Regions from separate parts of the Mus musculus genome. Here all the other regions are linked to region 1. A link is a loop called in an ENCODE intact Hi-C map of the cell type or tissue named here. Cell type or tissue: left cerebral cortex. All regions are shown on one strand.

Region 1 (2,500 bases):
TAGTCCTGAATTTCAACACAAAGAATGTATCCACGAGGCAGAATCTTCCTCCACTCAGCCCTCTGGGTGATCACTTTAGGAAGTAGAGAACAGAGCCACTCAATTTCCTTTTCCTCTGACATTTACCCAAGTAAAATGATTAGACGATTTTTACTTAATCTCCCGAATCTCTCCTTTCTTTCCCAACCTGCAGCAATTTTCTCTCACAGTGGAAGGAATATCTGTTATTCTTTCACATCTTTTTTATATTCATGGATAGAATTGTTGCCCTTTGAACAAGACAATTATTCCCTAAAACATAGAAATGAGTTTACTTCCCCCATGGTTCTGAAGTAATTATATAAACAAAATTTTAGAATGCAAAGGAGAATACAAAATAGAAAGAGCTGTTGGCGGAGTTAATTGGCTGATCTTTTTATGTAGATCTAATTTGGGATGTCAATTGAATTTTTGGAAATCATTGTTTATTTCCTTTGAGAATTATTTATTGCTCTGCATAATTTGAATGTATAATACATAGTTGGTTCACTTCTGCCTTATAGCTTGGTAGAGAAATACTGCTTCTATCAGACAGAGATTAAAAATATTTGTGAATCAGTTTTTCCACCCTTCCAGAATAGGTTTAGAGAAAATATACAGATTTCAAATGAGCATGTAATGAATTGTTAGACTTAACTGTGCTTTAATTATTTCCTGATATTGGACAGCCAGTAGAGGCCTGGTGGGAGGGACCAAGGGGATGTGAGCTTTGTCTCTCTGTGACCTTGACAGCCTCAACTCACCTCTTCCCAGTCCTCAAATACAAATGTGCAAAATATTCTAATAGTGATGTCTGCCAATCCTTCTGTCCCTTCTCTCTGCCCTCTCCCTCCTCCCTTTCTTCCTTTCCCAGTTATTTCTTTTTCTTGGTTTTACTTGCCTCCTTTCGTAGGAGATAGCACACTGACTTCAGAATTAGACAATGTTACCTGACTGGTGTGCTAATTCTGCAACGCGGTGATGCTGGCACTTTGTTTCCCTACTCTGGCCCCATCTCTTGCATTGCAATATGATAATAACCCATATTTTAAGGTGACTTTCAAGACTGTGACAGCCTAGGAAAAGCACATAGCCTAGGTACACTCCAGACCCTCAGTAAAGGACAACTGTTAACACCATAATGTGGCTGCGAAGAGCTTGTGATAGGACAGCTGTTAAAGTCCCACATCAACATGAAAAATGGTGTCAGCTTGAAATGCAGCTAGCACCTGCTCCTTTTGTAAATCTAACTCAGTCTTGAGTGCGGTGACTGGGCTGGGTGCCAGCATCGCTCTCTTCCTGCCTGCCCAGAACTTGCAAAGCACCTACTTCTGAACTACTGTGAATTTTGACAAGTTCATAAACTGGTCGATCAAATGTCACTTTCAGAATGACTCCTTTGCCATTGAAACTCAAGCCAAGATCTTTCTTGGTAAAGCCGGCAAGTATTTTACAAAAGGATATTCTAGGTAGCTGAGCATGCAGTCTTCTTGGTGAATTCATGTCTAGTGAATTGTGTCTGGTGATGACTAGTGAATCATGTCTCTTCCATATTGGCAACTCTATACAAATGGCCAATCTGCCAGGTGCTGGTTAGGTACAAATCTAAAGACTTGTTTCTTCCTCCCCACCCCAGGACAGCCCAAACCTCCTTCAGAGCTCCTGTGGAACTTCCATAGTAAATCTTAGTGTTCCCCTCCCCCACACAAAGGTCTTTTCTGTATTCTCAGCATTGATAGACTGCAAGGGAAAACTCATTCTTCGCATCATCATCTTCCATTGCTTATGTGTTTGTGTGTATGCACTTGTACAATTATCTTAGTCCTTGGCACACTGTAGGTAAACAATAGATACCTGTTATACCATTGATAGAAGGAAGTGTTTGTGTGCATAGTCTATAGTGAGAACGCCGGACTCTAAACAGTCACTTAGTTATTTCCATTTTATTGCCTCATATTACATTTTTGTATGTCAACTCACGATACTTACAAATGCTTTTAATTTTGGAAGTAAAACTTAGGTAAGCTGTTGTATTTTTAACCCTCTAAGCCCAAGATGTTTTGAAGAATGATCTAACAGAAAACGTAAACACAACTTCATTATGAAATAGTCAGCGGATATAACATTGTCTTAGTATACTGACGGCTCTCTTCATATTCAAGGAAAAGTAGCCAGACTTAGTAATTCTGTATGCATCCTCCAATTTCATTACATACATTAGCCATGTAAGATTTTAAAATAAAGACACCTTGCCATATTCATTCAGTCTGCTGTAGAATTCTGCTCTCCATACATTGACTACTTTTAAATTAATATTTGTTTGTGTATAATGTATGTCTATTTGCATAAGGGCAGGTACCAGTGTGTGAGGCATGGTTGTGGAGGTCAGAAATTCTCGGATGTTGGTCCTCACTTTCTATCTCAGTTATGACAGGCCTTCTAATGTTTGCCCCTGGATATACCAAGATGCAGGGCCCAGAAG
Region 2 (2,500 bases), 160 kb after region 1:
GGACAGAATCCATAGATGTTGATAAGTGTTAAGAGCAACAGCCTTGAGGATAAGGGTGTGACACAGACAAGGATGCTACCTTAACTGGAAGCCCAGGAATTTCTGAGCAAAGAGCCTTTTGTGTCATAATGAGGTCTGAACGGAGCTAGTGTTAATCAGAGCTGAGTCTTCTAAGAAAGTAGGCAATGTAACTGAAAATAACAAAATTGGAGACTATGGACATGATAGAGAATACATTTATGGGATGTCAAAAATATTTTCAAGGAGAACAGAAAGAATGAAATAGAGTCATAAGCTCAAAGTAATTAAAATTCCGTTGACATTGGTATTTCTTTGATGAGAGACTTTTTGTTACTTCACAAGAGGCAGTTCAATCTTACTCTTGCATTCATGTGACAACCAAATCCTGTTCCTTCATAGGCATGTTGCAGCCAAGACAATTTATGAAAGCCACGTGAGAACTAGTTAGCCTATAGGGGCAAATACAATCATGAAGACATCGGCCTTCTTTTTTTTAATAAGGCATTTTTATTAGATATTTTCTTCATTTACATTCCAAATGCTATCTCCAAAGCCCTCTATACCCTCCCCCTGCCCTGCCCCTCAACCCACCCACTCCCGCTTCCTGGCCCTGGCATTCCCCTGTACTGGAGCATATGATCTTCGCAATATCATCAGCTTCTTTTATGAAAGGAAATTTTCAGAAGTATCACTAAAATGTAATAACTAACAGAATTGTGGAATATACTCATGACAAATACCAAATATTGATACTCGCCTCCTAGAATTATTTAATTATTCTCTGAGGGGAAATTAAAGAAAAAAATATATAACTTTGTCCTAAATTCTGAATCCTAAACTCACAGATGCCATGTAAATTGACATATTTCCTCCCAGCCTTAGAAAACAACTGGATTTTAATTAATTTTGTACTATAAATTATTTCTGCAAATTAAAATCAAGTTCCTTGTCATGGCAAAGGGTTAAAGATTCTTCATCCCAGAAAGACAAGAACCAATGGAATGCTAGGTTGAAGCAACTTATCATCCTGACATCACAAGCATAGCTCTCCATGGTACTCCTAGCAACCATCAGGCAAGCATAGCAACAGCAGCTGGTACACTGGAATGGCATTGTTTAAAATAAATATTCTTCCTAGTTGGCATTTGCAAGTGATCTTTTCATTCTCACTGTTTAAAATATAAGTGTGAACATGTCTTAAGAAAACAAACGAAGAAGGGAAAGCACTTAGGTATGAGGGAAGAGTTACGGGAAAATGCTCACTTCCAAAAAGAGTCCATGTGTCACCCTCTACTGCCACCAGAAATTCCCTCCTCAGAAAAACCAAAAGGTTTAGCTACAATGGTCCTCCAAATTTAGAATGTTACAACCATCTTTAAAAAAAACCCACATAGGCTATTTCATTTCTCCAGCACTCGGAGAATGCTTGTGGCTATGTGTCATGTGTGTGTGCGCCAAGAGCCACAAGTTTCCAAGAGAGGTGAAACACCACAAGTCAAGCCCACAAGGAGCTATGAAGAAACTATGTGGAGGAGCAGGAGCATGGCCTCTGGGTAGAGACGTGGGTCTGGATATGGTTAGCTCCTGGCAATAGTGACTGGTTACGTTCCGTAGATCCTCTGACGTTCAGTCCTTCATCACTGAAGTGAAGAGTCCCAGGGACTCCAAAGGTCAGTTCCAAAGGCCCATGTGAAGCTCAAGTGAGTTAATTCATAGAAAGTGCTGCTTAAAATAAGACCAAGAATAAATAGCAAGTGCTGTAGATGCTGTAGATGAGTGCACTTGCATTAATTTTAAGATAAAATGTGAAGGATGCCACAGATTAGCTAAGATGCCACGCAATTGCTAGCTAAGAAAGGCAGTATAGCTTGGAAATTGAGCAAAACTATAAAGGAGGTGAGTTCGATTAGGTTTTCAATGGAGAACAACGATAAAGGTACTCTACTCACCATGGAGCAAGGCAGTCTACTCACCAGTGGCTTGCAAGGAGGGAGAAGGCAAACGGCATAGAGGACCAGGAGGCCTTCACCTTATATTGTGGCTCTTCAATGGCTTCACTGACAAGAGGCCGCTACAGTCAGTAACTTTTGATGGAAATCTACATGTTTGATGTACGAGTTAAGTTTTAACCAAAAGGAATGCAAGGAGTTTAGGTTGGCTGAAGGTGCAGAGAAAGGCAGTGGGACAGAAGAGGGGGAAGCTGCACACTCCAGTGACGTCATACTGAGGAGCTGGTCTTTACTGTGTAGGCGTTATTCCTCAGTGTGTCACAGGATCTTCCCAAGGTATCAACTTGAGAACATTTTAACATGTTAGTTAAAAAGGTATATTTCTTAAGTGAAGGACAGGATTTTCAGATTAAAAGAAAAAAGAAAGTGTCAGGGGTGGGGGGAGAAAGAAGCTTGGAGGAGCAGGAGCTCAGGATGACCTGCTAAAGACCCTGCCTTTAGCTTCTTCCTTGCTCTCTTCATTCTAAGAG
Region 3 (2,500 bases), 220 kb before region 1:
CTAGGAACTGTTGAACATTGGGATGCAGCAGACAGGGCCACCCCCACTGGCGTGTTTCTGACTCCCCCCGAGCTGTGTGCTCAGGTACTATTATCCTTCCCTTATGCACTTGAACTGAGCCTCAGACACACTAAGGAAGAAGCCCAGAGTCGAACACTGAATTTAAACTCTCAATCTAAGGGAACTCTAAATCCAGCCTCTTGGTGGAAGAGCTGTTAATCCAGGAGACCAGCTTCAGGGTGGGAGTGGGGTCATTTGTCTTCCCCAGCTGGTGTGCATGCTGTGACAGGTATTTGGATCATTTCAGCTGCTGAAATGTCTCTTTTCCTTCCAAATGTGGCAGAGAGATTGTCTTCCATATATGTCATACACATTCCTGTTACATACAGTAAAACACGCCAGCTCTTCAAACAGCCTGAATAATGCAAACAGCACACACAGTGGTGTTCTCAAGAACAGATGTGAACTCGTTAAGAGACTTCGTAGAAAAGCAGCAGCAACTGGTGTTATTGAAGCACATGTAAGAATCGCTGTCTTCTAACAAAAATTCTCCTTCAACACTTTTTATTGGAGTGGACCCCTCTTACAAAGATGCCGAGATGGTTTACTGTTGCTCTTCAAGCACATGGAATGTTATACCAAAGGGAAAAGTCAACTCTTCTTTGTCTCGGAACACAAATAAGTAGAAGTGAGCTTGCTGTAAGAAGGCCCACAATAAGCCTGCTTGATAACTAGGAACGAGTTGCCTCTCCTTAAAGGGGACTGGGAAGAGGAACATGAACCCACTGTGGTTCTAAACTTAGGCTGCAGAGCTAGTTTCTGCTTCCAAACCTCATTTCCTCCTCTAAGGATGATATATTTCTCCAGGTCACAGGGAGAGAAAAAAAATGAGTTACTCATTTACTTTGTAAACAAGGACACCGAGGTGCACACTAGCTAAGGAATTTCTCCACAGTCCTAGAATAAGTGAAGGGACCGGAAATGTAGCCCAGACCTGCTGAATACCAACTGGTCTTCCTACATCCTTGGAAAGTCCCTTCTAATCCACATGCTAGTAGTGAAGAAATTGAAGCATGCTTGAGATAAATGGCCTTGTGAATTCATACCATTGGTATGTGACTGAAAGTCACTGTGTGAGACGTTTAAGAAGCTGTACTTTTAAAATGCCTTGACTTTGCTTACAAATGATCACAATGTCACCTGACAGAGATGTCGGGGCTTTGGGGGATGAGATTCTGCTCTTCTTGCCTATGTGCACATTGAAAGCAGCATATACACATGTATGCATGCATATGTGTGTGTGCATATGTATGTGTGTGTGCAGATGCTATTATGCTATGGTGCCCTTGGAAGTCAGGGGACAATCCTTAGGAGCCAGTTCTCTCCTGCCACCTTGTGGGATCCAGGGTCAAATTCAAACCATCAGGCCTGCAAGCAGTCTTTTGGACTCTTCTTTCTATATTAGCTTGATGCAAAATGAACAGAGCTAGTCCCATAAGCTCAGATACTGCCTATGTTGTGACTATGAACTTTATGCCTGGACAGTAGCATTTGTGGTGGTAGGTCAGGCTCAAGAGAGTCCTTTATGGTTTTCGGGTAGCAAGTCAGAGTCAGACTTTGCCCACACATGAACAGCCAGGCAAGTGAGAAGCCCTTGAATGGAAATGGAAAACCTTGAATGGAAAAAGCCCAGTTGCTTAAAAACAAAATCTTTTCAAGGAGTCTTGAGGAAGCACTAACAAGTGCATAGGGCACTCATTAGTCAATAAATTAGCTAATAAATTCTTCAGTGACTACCCAGATATATGAATATTTTTTTACAAGGCATAGAATGTGTAAGGAATTTTAATCCAATTTTAAACCTTTCCACCACCAGCTACTGCACCAAAACCGGCTGGCCTCAGAAGATGAATAGCCCCTGACTTAGCAAAGAGAGAAGGCGACCCCACACCCTGCAACACACCATCGCTCTTTTAAATTCCTGGGCGGACTTCACTTTCGGCCACAGCTGATGAATGAGCTTGGTTAAAAGGCTTGGGACAGGAGATAAAATGACCCTTAAGGTTTTTTTTTTTTTCCTTCTGCCACACCCACTTCTCCTTAGGCAATCAATAAAATCCCACTTCCAAAAGAATGTATCTTAGCCTTTCCTAGATGCCCTGTGCTAGCAAGTATTTAGACCTTCAAAAGTTCTGTTAGTTGATTTCAGATTGGTTACTTAAGAGGCTACAACATCTGGAAGCAGAGTTAGTTAGTGAATGATGGAGGTACAATCAGCTTAAGAGCACCTAAGTCTTCCTGCCTAGGCTGGTGAAGGACAGAATTCCCCAGCGTTTTTCTTCACATGGTATTTGGGAGGTAACAGCGACACTTTGCCACAACTGGAGTCTTCCTCATCTAATTAGCCTCTTACAGCATTATATCGCAGGACTTCTCACAGGCACCCCTCCTAGCCCCACCTTGGGTCTGTGACTGCGGGGGGGGGGGGGGGGACTTACAG

Evidence for each region. Hi-C counts contacts between places; a loop is a spot of excess contacts. Peaks named below come from ENCODE experiments on the same cell type or tissue, not always from the same donor. Only the 100,000 strongest peaks of a DNase experiment are listed, where the experiment ranks them.
Region 2: a loop joins it to region 1, with 1.9 times the contacts of the local background. A loop is called at or near these places in 1 of 42 quality-filtered maps.
Region 3: it touches region 1 in a loop (1.8-fold over the local background); 1 of 42 quality-filtered maps calls a loop at or near these places.

The regions. Positions count from the first base shown.
Region 1 is chr3:68,245,083-68,247,582 of GRCm38, reverse strand. All of the region lies in intron 4 of Iqschfp (Iqcj and Schip1 fusion protein), which reads right to left. All of the region lies in intron 1 of Schip1 (schwannomin interacting protein 1), which reads right to left. Among named protein-coding and RNA genes, the nearest start is that of Schip1, 180 kb to the right of the region's middle. In left cerebral cortex, no CTCF peak of the experiment used is centred here; a DNase peak (open chromatin) is centred at 1,273.
Region 2 is chr3:68,083,848-68,086,347 of GRCm38, reverse strand. The region is part of intron 4 of Iqschfp (Iqcj and Schip1 fusion protein); the gene reads right to left. All of the region lies in intron 1 of Schip1 (schwannomin interacting protein 1), which reads right to left. Among named protein-coding and RNA genes, the nearest start is that of Schip1, 20 kb to the right of the region's middle. In left cerebral cortex, no CTCF peak of the experiment used is centred here; a DNase peak (open chromatin) is centred at 1,169.
Region 3 is chr3:68,468,727-68,471,226 of GRCm38, reverse strand. The region is part of intron 4 of Iqschfp (Iqcj and Schip1 fusion protein); the gene reads right to left. The region is part of intron 1 of Schip1 (schwannomin interacting protein 1); the gene reads right to left. Among named protein-coding and RNA genes, the nearest start is that of Gm22073, 78 kb to the left of the region's middle. In left cerebral cortex, a CTCF peak has its summit at 1,404 (motif pointing left); no DNase peak of the experiment used is centred here.